Regions from separate parts of the Mus musculus genome. Here region 1 is linked to region 2. Evidence: chromatin loops called from intact Hi-C (ENCODE). Cell type or tissue: heart. All regions are shown on one strand. Each heading gives the region's core, and the rest is flanking DNA. Links, peaks and the distances in the headings are about the cores only.

Region 1 (5,373 bases), core at 65-5,064, 59 kb before region 2:
GATTTCGTTACGGATGGTTGTGAGCCACCATGTGGTTGCTGGGATTTGAACTTGGGACCTTTGGAAGAGCAGTCACTGCTCTTAACCACTGAGCCATCTCGCCAGCCCCCCCATTAGTTATCTTTTTACTTTGTTTTCACATTTGCATGAGGACCTGCCTTCCTAGAAAGGGACATGGTAGTGGAAGCCTGGAACCAGTCTGTGGCTGGAGCTGAAAAGGTCAAGGGGTAGCATCCTTGGGGGAGCTAGAGTATTGCTTGTTAGTGCCAAAGCCTTGTCAGATCTGTGAGGAGAAAGAGATGGGGTTGGGAGTGCAAAGATGGAACAGGAAGGGAAAAGAGAGATACAGAGGGAGGGAGGGAGGGAGGGAGGGAGGGAGGGAGGGAGGGAGGGAGGGAAGGAGGGAGGGAGGGAGGGAGGGAGGGAAGGAGGCAGGGAGAGGGGATCAAATGTGAGGGCAAACTGGAAGCCCAACTGAGAAGCAAGTAAGACATTATCACCAAGGCAGAAACTAAACAGCACTAAGATGGTTTTGTGGCTTTTTAAAAATGGGTGCCAGCAGCCCCAGCCTGTGGGTGGACACGCTAACCTGCCGGTTCTTCCACTGGCTGTATTCTGCAGTGTATGCAGCTTGGGTGGGCTCTCAGCCAGGGTTGGGACATGCCACATCTCCCCATCCAGTTGACCTTCCTAAGAGAAGGACCAGAACTGGATGTAGTACGGCTGGGGATCCAGAAGCCTTGACGACTTCTAGCTCAGCTTCAGGATAAAGTGAAGGATGTTCTAACTAGGAAAAGGTTTCAGTCCAAGGCTCACAGAAACTGGCAAAAACAAAGCCATCACTCCTTTTATAACTGAAGCAGAAGCGACCAGAAGACAACTGGAATGTTTCCCGTCATCACATTTACTAAAATTCCCTTTCCACCCAGGCCTCTTGGACTTTGCCACTTATGTCCTGGATCCCCTCTCACTATGGAAAGCCTTTCCCAGTCTCATTCTCTCCAGCGTCTCTACAGTTCCCTTCCAAGTCATGCATTTAATCAGCTGTCTTCCTATTGCTTATCCAGCATCTCTGTCTCTTTTATCCACCCATCATCTACTGTCTATACTGACCTGTCTTGTTATCCACCCATTTTATTTCACCTTAAATATGTTCTCCCTAGGATCTGGGCTCTTCTCCATCTACCCCCTGCAGCTGCTCTGGTGGCTCCCGCTCTTACAGGCCTCTTGGTGGTCTCTCCTGGGTTCAGCTTTGCCATGCCTCATTGGTTTCATAGAAGTCTGCTGCCTCCTTTCTTTTATCCCAATTTTTGAGGCATGTAAACTCCTGTTCTTTAGATATACATGCTCGCTTTGTAGGAGGTCTTATCCCATGGCTTTAACTTCTATCTCTTTGTCAATAACTCCCAGATCTATGTTCTCCAGTCCTGACATTTCGCCCCAAGCTGTAGACTTAGCAAATCTTTCTACTTAATGTTTTCATCAGATAACTAATAAGCATTTCAAATCAAACATTTTCAAAATAGAGTTTGATTTTTCTCCCCTAAACTTATCTGTCCCAGTTTCCTCCACAGCAATGACTGGCTTTATTTATCCTGTAGCTCAGCTTGTGTGCTTACACCTATATGGCATACAAGCCCAGGTATGGGAGATCCTGCCTGGCCCAAAGCCCTCTTGGTGGAGACCAGGACAGGATGGAATAGCTTCCTTGAAATTCCAAGCAGGGGCTGGTGAGATGGCTCAGTGGGTAAGAGCACCCGACTGCTCTTCCTAAGGTCCAGAGTTCAAATCCCAGCAACCACATGGTGGCTCACAACCATCTGTAACAAGATCTGACTCCCTCTTCTGGAGTGTCTGAAGACAGCTACAGTGTACTTACATATAATAAATAAATAAATCTTTTAAAAAAAAAAAAAAGAAAAGAAATTCCAAGCAGATGGTTGCCAAAAGTGGTGCCTGAGCCTCCGCTCAGGATTCTGCTGCATCTGATTGCGTAGGAAATGTTAAATCCAAAGTGCTTCGGGAAGGGGGAAGGGGGAAGGTGATTGGTTTGAATTCCTGCATCTAATTAACCACACCAGCCTCCTGACAAATGATCTTACTCTCAAGGGGGTAGGGAATTAAATATTTCCAAAAGGCAGTTTCCTAGAGAAGGAAACCCATGGGCAAAATCATCAGGTCTGTCTGGCACAAAATGCTCTCATCTCAGTGGCTGGAAACAGTGACTGTGTCGCATAGATTACGGAAGACTGCAGGAATTACACAAGGCTGGTTAGAAGGCTGCATTTGCACCTGAGAACCAAGAAAACCTCCATTCTACTGAGCCAGCCAAAGAGAAGAAATGTGTGAAGAATTGTCTACTAAACTCTAGGAGTTGAGCCATATGGAAATGAGCCATGAGGATCCTGACCCCAGGACTGAACAAAGCATAAACAAAGCACAATGCAGCTATTTTGGCTGGGCAACTTAGTCCAGGAACACCGCCATTTTCTTGGACATGTACTTTTTAGGGCTGGCCTGCAGGTGGTGGTGTAGCCCACAGAGGATTGTACAAGCAAGAGTCCGATAGGATGCTAGACCTAGATTCATATCTATATTAGGATTTTGTCCAAGTGTGTCTTGCCTACTTGATTCCGGATATGATTCATTAAGCATGAGGGAATGAGACCTTAGCCTGCCAAATAACTCCTTGCCTATTGATCTCAAAACCTTTTCCTCATCCAGACAAAAGAAAAGTCCCTTCCAGGTGTGCTTAAAAATGTCCTTTCTTGCTGGGTTTTGAGTATCCACAAAGAGAAGCCATCTATGGGATCAAGTGGCCAGTTCTGTCACAATGCTGGTGTAGCTGGTACCTAGACTCAGTTGAGTAGGTATCTTCCTCAGCTGAGTCAGCCCAATGCAGACAAAACCTGGACATACTAGGCTTGGCAAGAAGCCTGACATGCTGGTAGTGGGGTCACTACATTCCTGGGTTCAGTCAGACACCCAGAGAAGTCTTTACGTTTCCCGAACACCACTGCTCATCTATGGGGAGCTGGGAAAGGAAGCCTGAAGTTTATTCAATTCAGTTAAACTTAGTTCAATGGAGTGACTCACATGACCTCTTTAAGTGAATTCTGTTAGTTTATATTTTCTCTCCATCCCTTCGTTCTCTTCCAAGCTAGCTTCTGTGTGTACGGGGCCTGGAATACATTGGGAAGGGACATGGCTGTGAGGTAGCATTACCTAGAACCTCACTGGTCAATGATCCAGGGGCAAGGTTTTCTACTTTCTGAATTGGTGGTCACTGCAGTGTTATTTTCCCTGTCTAGACATATGAGGAAATTACCTCTGAAATTCATGGTCCTGGTCATCTGAATGTTCTGGCTGATAATATCTGGAGCCCCCTGATGTACCTCTGTGCTCTCAAAACCACTGGGTCTGTCAGAACGCGGGACTCGCTGGACTACCTGTGCAATCCCCAGTCATGTGAGCTCCGTGGTGACGATGGCTCATGCTTATCTGTCAGCTTGCCTCCCACTGCCGCCTCCTCACCTCCACTCATTGCCAAGAATCCGGCCTCTGGCCTTCTTGTGTCTGCTTTGCCTTCCTTTTTCCTTCCTCTTGGAATCGGGTGGGGCAGTTCATCTGTCCACCCATCTCCTCATAGGCTCTAGCTTTCATGGGCAGAAAGGGCCTTTTCTATACTTAAGAAAAGACACCAAGAATTGTACCCTCCATATTAGTCATTAATAACTTTGAACTTAAGAAATCCTTCCAGACACTATCTAAGTCTTACTGTGAAACCAAAGCAAAATGTAAGCAAAGGAGAGGGTCAGAACCTGACTGTGCAGAGCTACTCTGTCCATCAAGGTAAAGTCTAGCTCCAAGGTGATATGTACATCTAAAACACACTGGGGGCTGGAGTTAAGACTGCTTGCTGCTCTTGCAGAGGACAGTTCCCAGCACCCACGTCAGATGGCTCACAACTGCCTGTAACTTAGCTCCAGGAGAATCAGACGCCCTCTTTTGACACCTATGAGCAATGACACTCACATGCATATACCTCCCCCAGCCCAGACACAAACACAATTAAAATAAAACCTTCAAAAGCAAAAATAAGATAAACGAATTCAATTAAAATATAAAAATCCACGTTCTGAAGTCACATAAGCTACAGCTCAAACTTTAAGTAGTCCTATAGTCAGGAAAAAGGTAGATCATTAACATGACAGCCCCTTTAAAGGATAGCTATGCTCTCTGGAAGTTCTAAAAAAACCCTCTATCTAGATGTGTGAGAAACTTCCTGGAAGAATAAATTCTACAGGACATGGTTCTCCATCTGAATATATATCCTGAAACAATTACTCACGATGCTCTTTGCTCTGGACTCCCAAGAGGCCAGCTTAGTAAGCTTCACCTACTTTCTCAAGGGCCAATGTTGCTCTCCGTCCCTCCTTACAGGAGGCTAGTTGTGTTCCTAGGCCTGGGTTAAACCACGATTTTATCTCTGAGGTGTTTGAGATTTCAACAGAGCAGCATCCAAGAAGAGGAGCCTCTGCCTGTGGGGCCTAGGGCGGCTGCAGTTTCATACCTATGGAGCTGGCCTTGCTCTCAGATAATCACACCCAAAGGAGAAATCAAGGCAGCTCTGTAGGGCTTACAAAGGAATTTACTCACGAACAGCAATGCCAGAGCCCACAGCTGCACTAGCGCTGGCCAAGCTCAGATGTTAATTCAGACAGCCGCTCAGGGAATGTCCGTGGCTAGAGCAAGCTGTCCAGCCAAATAGAAGTGGCAGGAAGCAAGGCCCTAGGATGTATTGGAAAGCCAACTCCTGGAAGGTCTGAGCGTGCCCAGGCCTCCCAGCTGCATATGTTTTCACCCCAGCCAGGGGTGTGCCCAGCTGGGAAGGCTGAGTCGTCACATCATTGCAGAAAACTGGAACAGCATGGCCAGGACCTTCAGCACTGGGAATAGCATCAGATTTCCTCCCTGGACTCTGAGCATGAGAGACTGTGAGGTCCAGGAGTATGTGTGTGGGAAGGGTCTAGTCTGCCTCCACCTGGGGGAAGAGGTTTCTAGAAGAGATCAGAACATCAGAGCTTCAAATTAAGTTATCAGGATAGAAAATCTACCTGTCAACCAGCAGGAAACCTAGGTACCCAGACAAAAGTGAAAGGGCTGAGGTGGAAAGATAGACTCAGGTGTCGCCGACAATTTTTTTAAAGATCAGTCAGTTAATTCCCATAGCTTGTTTGAGTGTAGCAGACTGGAAGCTCTGCATTGAAATGCTGGTAAGAATGCAATAAAAATAACTTCAGAATGAACAGTTGAATGCAAAGGACAGGAAAAAAGGGTTTAGAATAAAGGGGGTGGGGGACGGGTGCTGCA
Region 2 (5,373 bases), core at 101-5,100:
GCTTCAGTGAGTCTAGTAAATGGGGGAGCAAGTGGAAGAGGGTAGGTTAGAAAACGCATTGGGGGCAGGGCGAGCTAAAGCAAAGTCAAGAAGATAGACCCAGGGCCAGATCTTGAAACAGCTTTGAGTTACCTGTCCACTGAGACAGTAAAGGAGGAATCTGGGAGAGGGCAGGGCCATTTAGAGTCCATTGAGAAGACACAAAAAAATATTCTGAGGCATGAGAAAGAAAAGAGGAAGACTTCTATGGCCACCTAAGCCACAGTCACTTTGCCTTGGCCACTTTGTTTTTTTTTTTATTTCCTGGCAAAGTTTGATGCTCTTTGAATTACACCCTTGCATGTGCTTTCTCTGAGCAGCATGGTGGGTAGATTGTTTTGTTTTGAGACAGGGTTTCTCTGAGTGGCCCTGGCTGGCCCAGAACTTGCTCTGTAGAACGCAAATTCAGTGTGTTCTGAGTGCAGGGATTAAAGGCATGCACCATCACACCTGACACATAATAACTAGATTACAGGTGGTGTTCTTCTTACAAATAATCAGTTGAGGATGGTAGGTCAAATAATACTGCCCAATAGGTCCCAGTTCTGTTAGAAGTCTGTAGAACGAGCTTTCCTCCGGTGAGGAAGAGAAACACATTTGCTTCAAATTTGATGCCAAGACTTTGCAGTGAGGGATTTGAAGTCATTTGAAGAAGGGGACTGCAGAAAGAAGTTTTTTGAGGACCCAGAAAATGTCTGTGAATTATTCCTATCCGTTCCCGGGCTACCACGGAATGTCTCAGAAGATGATAAAATCCTCACTTTTCAAAAAGCACCCTCCAGGCAGGACTTTTTCTGTTGCTGGCCATGTTGTTGCTAGCCTGATCTTTTCTACTAATGCAGAAGCTAAAACTTGTTTTACAAATGTGAATGCTTAGGTTTAAAACACCCGAAAGGGAGACTTCACTCTCCCTCATATCCTTTATCTTCTTTCCTACCCTACTAGATTCAGTCAGACATAAAAGGCAGAAAGCCCCTCTCCCTTCCCCCAGAGTCTTTAACCTCAGCTCAAGCTCAGGGTAGTTGGCTTTCTCTTCCCTGGGACCTCGTCTGTTCCAGAAGGTTCTTCACTTAGCCAGTACACAGGTTTCTGGAGCCTTGCCTATCATAGGTTACATAGGCAAACATGTCTGAAAACCTCTGTCACAGCTTAGCCTCAAGTGGGGAGCCCACCCACAGCACTGTTTTGTACCTAATGGTGCTCCGTAGCACTGAAGCAGAAATATTGTAGTCAGAGCATGTGGAAATGGCTAGGACATAGGCATGGGAGAGGGTCTGAGAGTACAATTAGCGTTGACTAGATTATATATATATTTTATTATTAGATATTTTCTTTATTTACATTTCAAATGTTATCCCTCTTCCTGGTCTCCCTCTGAAATCCCCCTCCCCTTATTCCCTCCTTTATTATAATTCTTATAAAAACCACACAGTACTTACTAGATAACTCTACCTATAGTTTCTATGTGTACATTAGATTGAACGGAGAAGATGAGACGATAGGCAGATGGTCAAGTGGCTTTCTCTCATAGAATTTTCCCTTTAGTGCCTTTCAACGGTATCATTTTCCCACACCCCCTAAAAACTAAACCTTCTATATTTTCAGTTGGTTCTTTTAGTTTATTTTTATAACACTCCTTGAGACAGGGAGAGTAGCAGGATAGTTTTATTTAACTTGCCAAGAAGCAAGACACAAAGAGATGATCTGACTTGGCCACCATCCCAGAGGGCATCTATGGCAGAGCCAGGATGGTCTTTTAGTCCTCGGGGCTCTTGGGCTTTTGTTCTGATGTCTCTGCATATAATTGTTTTGATAGCAATTTCTCTGCTTCTCTCTCACTAGCCTAATCACGTGTGTCAATCATATTCAAGAACATCAAGGGCCTAAGGGTCAGCCACAGTCTCAAGAGAAACAGAATCAAAAGGAGAAAATAAGGCATTTTCTTTTTCAAATGTGTTTGTCAGTCGTGGACTCATAATCTGACAGGGTATGCAGGAGGAAGTTGAGGACCTCCGCCCTAGGCTGTAGCTAGAATAGGCTCTATTAGGCTTTCTGTCTACAGCTTAAACCAAGTGAGCAAGAACCCTCAAGGGGATCAATGGGTTCTCCACCCAGCCCCTGAAGAACCAGGAAGGAAGTCCTCTTTTCCTTCCTCTTCATAGATTCACCCCTGTAGCGTCCCTGTACAGTCTCGGGATGTACAAGTGTGGTGGAGAGCACGTGCAAACCTCCTACCCTTGGCCATCTTGCTCCACTTCACTTTCACTTTACAGAGCTGAATCCTGGGGCCCAGGAGCGCTGCGCCCAGGAAAAGGCCACTGGACACAAGGCGACCTCCGTGCTCGGACCCCGGAGTGCGCGTGCGCGCGGGCCTCGAGCCGCGCCCGCGCGGGGAAGCCCCGGGGCTAATCTCCTGCCACTCATCCTTGGGGACGCTGGCGCCCGGGCCACAGCGCCTGGAGCCTCGCGCCGGGGCCCAGCTGGGCCGCACGCGGAAGGACAAATAGTCCCGACGGCTGCTGCTCCGCGCGCCCCTCCGAGACCGCGCTCGCCCCGCCCGAGCAGCCCGGCCTCGGCCTCGGGCGGCGGGAAGTGGGCGGCCGCTCGACCCCCCGCTCCTCCCTCTGGGGCCTGGCGGGTGTACGAAGCTCCTCAGGGAAAAGTAATTGGATTCCGGGCTCAGCGCTGCCGGGAACGGCGGAAAGCCGCAGCTGAGGCTGCAGCGCGTGGGCGGAGGAGGGCGCGGCGGGGGAGGGAAGGGTGCAGACGCCGCTGGGCTCTCCCGCGCCCCGGCGACCTGGCCGGGGCAGGCTGCGGCGGAAAGCCGGCGGCCGCGGGGAAGGGCAAGCACGCTTGCCCCAGGGGCCCCCGAGTGCGACGTCCTCACGCCTTTCCCAGGCTCCACCTAGTCTGTGGAGCACACCTGGCTGATGACACCCGCCCAAAGAAACGTTTGGGAAAGCTGAAGTCTGTCAGCATCCCCCAGGGTTTCCCTCCAAGCTCTGATGTGCAGCTGAGGTGGAAGAAGAGCCTTTCTTTCATCCAGTATGCAAGTGGAGAATTCCTCTCCTTCACGAATGTCACAGGGAACACAGTAGGAAAGTACCTCAAGTCTTTCCTTTGGTGACAGACTCCCCCAAAGTTCCCTTTCCCCTGAGAAGATGGATCACAAGTGGGAGCCTTAAAGAGGGTTTATTGTTTTCTGCTTCTCCCCTCCTGAAATGGTAGGAAAGTTCCAGAACTTGTAAATGACTAACTTTGCAGCTCTTTTGTGGTATATGGGTTTTTTTTTTCTTTTTCTTTTTCTTTTAATTCCCTTTACTACATCTCACACAACTCACTAGGCTTTTATAGAGGAATTTCTCATGTACCAGGCTCTATTCTGCTTACCAGGGACATAACAGTGAATAAGCCCAAACGCTCTGGGCTCTTGGACTTTGTTACAGGCGATGAGACAGACACACCGTTGAGTGTCGTGTGATGTTAAGTGCTATGAAACAAACAATACTGCAGGGCAAAGGAGGCTACAGGTAGAAGACATGTGCAGTGTTAGCTTAGACGAGTTGATTTAGAGAGAGATTTCTGAGGAAGTGTGCTTACAGCAGGTCTGAATGAAAGAAATTAGACAAGCAAAACATACCTAGACAGGTAACTTCCCGGATTGAGGAAGGACAAATCCAAAGGCTCTGAAGCCCGGAAAAGTCGAGTGAACACTTAGCAAGTAGTGAGGAGGCCGACATGATCGCTGCTCTGAGCACCTACAGTTGGAAATGAGGGTAGAGGCTCAGGGCCATAGAGATCAATGGTATTAAGGGCCTCAGGTTGCTTTTAGATTTTGAAAATTTTTATGTATATAAGTGTTTTGCCTGAGCCGGGCAGTGGTGGTGCACACCTTTAATTCCAGCACTTGGGAGGCAGAGGCTGGCAGATTTCTGAGTTCTAGGCCAGCCTGGTCTACAGAGTGAGTTCCAGGACAGCCAGGGCTACACAGAGAAACCCTGTCTCGAAAAACCAAAAAAAAAAAAAAAAGTATTTTGCCTGAAGGCAATGTATATATGTACATGCAGAGGTCAGAAGAGAGTGTTGAAGCCCCTCAAACTCGAGTTATAGATAGTTGATTGAGTCACTATATAGGTCCTGGAAGCTGAACCTAGGTCCTCTGCAAAAGCAACGAGTACTCCCTACCCCGACCCCTGCTTTTAATGTGAAACTTTTGGAGAGTTTTATGCTCTGAGTTTCCAATCTCTCTCCTTCTCCATCAGACACTAGGATTGCCTTGGCTGGTCTGAAACTCTGCATATCAGGCTGGCCTTGAACTCACAGAGACCCCCCTGCTCCTGCCTCCTGAGCACCGGGATTAAGGTGTGTGCCCCCATGCCTAGCTGTTGTGGTTGTTTACCTCAACTTTAGTTCATCACCATTCTAACATATCCTACCTTCTCCGTGATTGCAACAGGTCAAAAACTAATCTTGCTGTCTTTGTAAAATTTATATAACTCCTTTCTCAATAATACCAGCTCGATCTATGCCACCCACACTAAAATGTTTGTCATTGTCAACGCACTATTTCTTCTTCCTTATTTTACCTGGCCTGTTGTTAGGACCTTTAGTGTATCACCAGAAGTACCTCATATCAAATTCCTTCGTGTATCTCCACTTCATGCTTTTTGCCTAAGACCTTGAACATTGCCAGCCAGGATCAGTTCAACCGTCTTTTTATGGTCTCTCCGACTCCCTTTTCTCTCTGTTCCAATGTAACTTGCCAGAATAATTGCTCACTTTTAGCACATCTCTTCATGCCCAGATAGCTTTATGGGTATATTTTCTCTTGCATTAAATTTAAACTCTGGTGACTGACTTTCAAGCTTGTCCTCCAGTCGGGGTTCTTTCTGTCTTTGACCCACTCTTCAGCCTGTCTCCTCAGTAGGTTAGATGTGCCCACCAAGTACCTTCCTGTTCATTTACTTCTTTGTATGTGTCTATGCATCTACCCTTACGTAACCTAGCATTTAACTCATTTGGATGTTATAAATGATGGAAATATAACTTAAATTTGCTTAGATAGGAAGAGGAATCTTATTGGCTTCTGATCCTACAGTGAAATACCCGAGACTGCCTAACCTAAGTGGTTCTCAACTTTCCTAATGCTGCAACCCTTTATAGATTCCTCCTGTTGTGGTGACCCCCAACCATACATTTTTTTTGTTGCTGCTTTGTAACTGTAATTTTGCTAGTGTTATGAATTGTAATGTAAATATCTGGTATGCAGGATATTTGATGTTTGAACTCTGTAAAAGGATTGTTTGACATCCCCCCCCCCCCCACACACACACA

Evidence for each region. Hi-C counts contacts between places; a loop is a spot of excess contacts. Peaks named below come from ENCODE experiments on the same cell type or tissue, not always from the same donor. Only the 100,000 strongest peaks of a DNase experiment are listed, where the experiment ranks them.
Region 1: a loop joins it to region 2, with 5 times the contacts of the local background. A loop is called at or near these places in 8 of 42 quality-filtered maps.

Annotation. Positions count from the first base shown.
Region 1 is chr9:72,189,427-72,194,799 of GRCm38, reverse strand. No RefSeq gene overlaps it. Among named protein-coding and RNA genes, the nearest start is that of Gm27188, 61 kb to the left of the region's middle. In heart, for the core only: a CTCF peak has its summit at 2,523 (motif pointing right); DNase peaks (open chromatin) are centred at 2,489 and 4,839.
Region 2 is chr9:72,130,445-72,135,817 of GRCm38, reverse strand. No RefSeq gene overlaps it. Among named protein-coding and RNA genes, the nearest start is that of Tcf12, 21 kb to the right of the region's middle. In heart, for the core only: no CTCF peak of the experiment used is centred there; a DNase peak (open chromatin) is centred at 2,617; H3K4me3 peaks cover 1,889 bases; H3K27ac peaks cover 2,201 bases.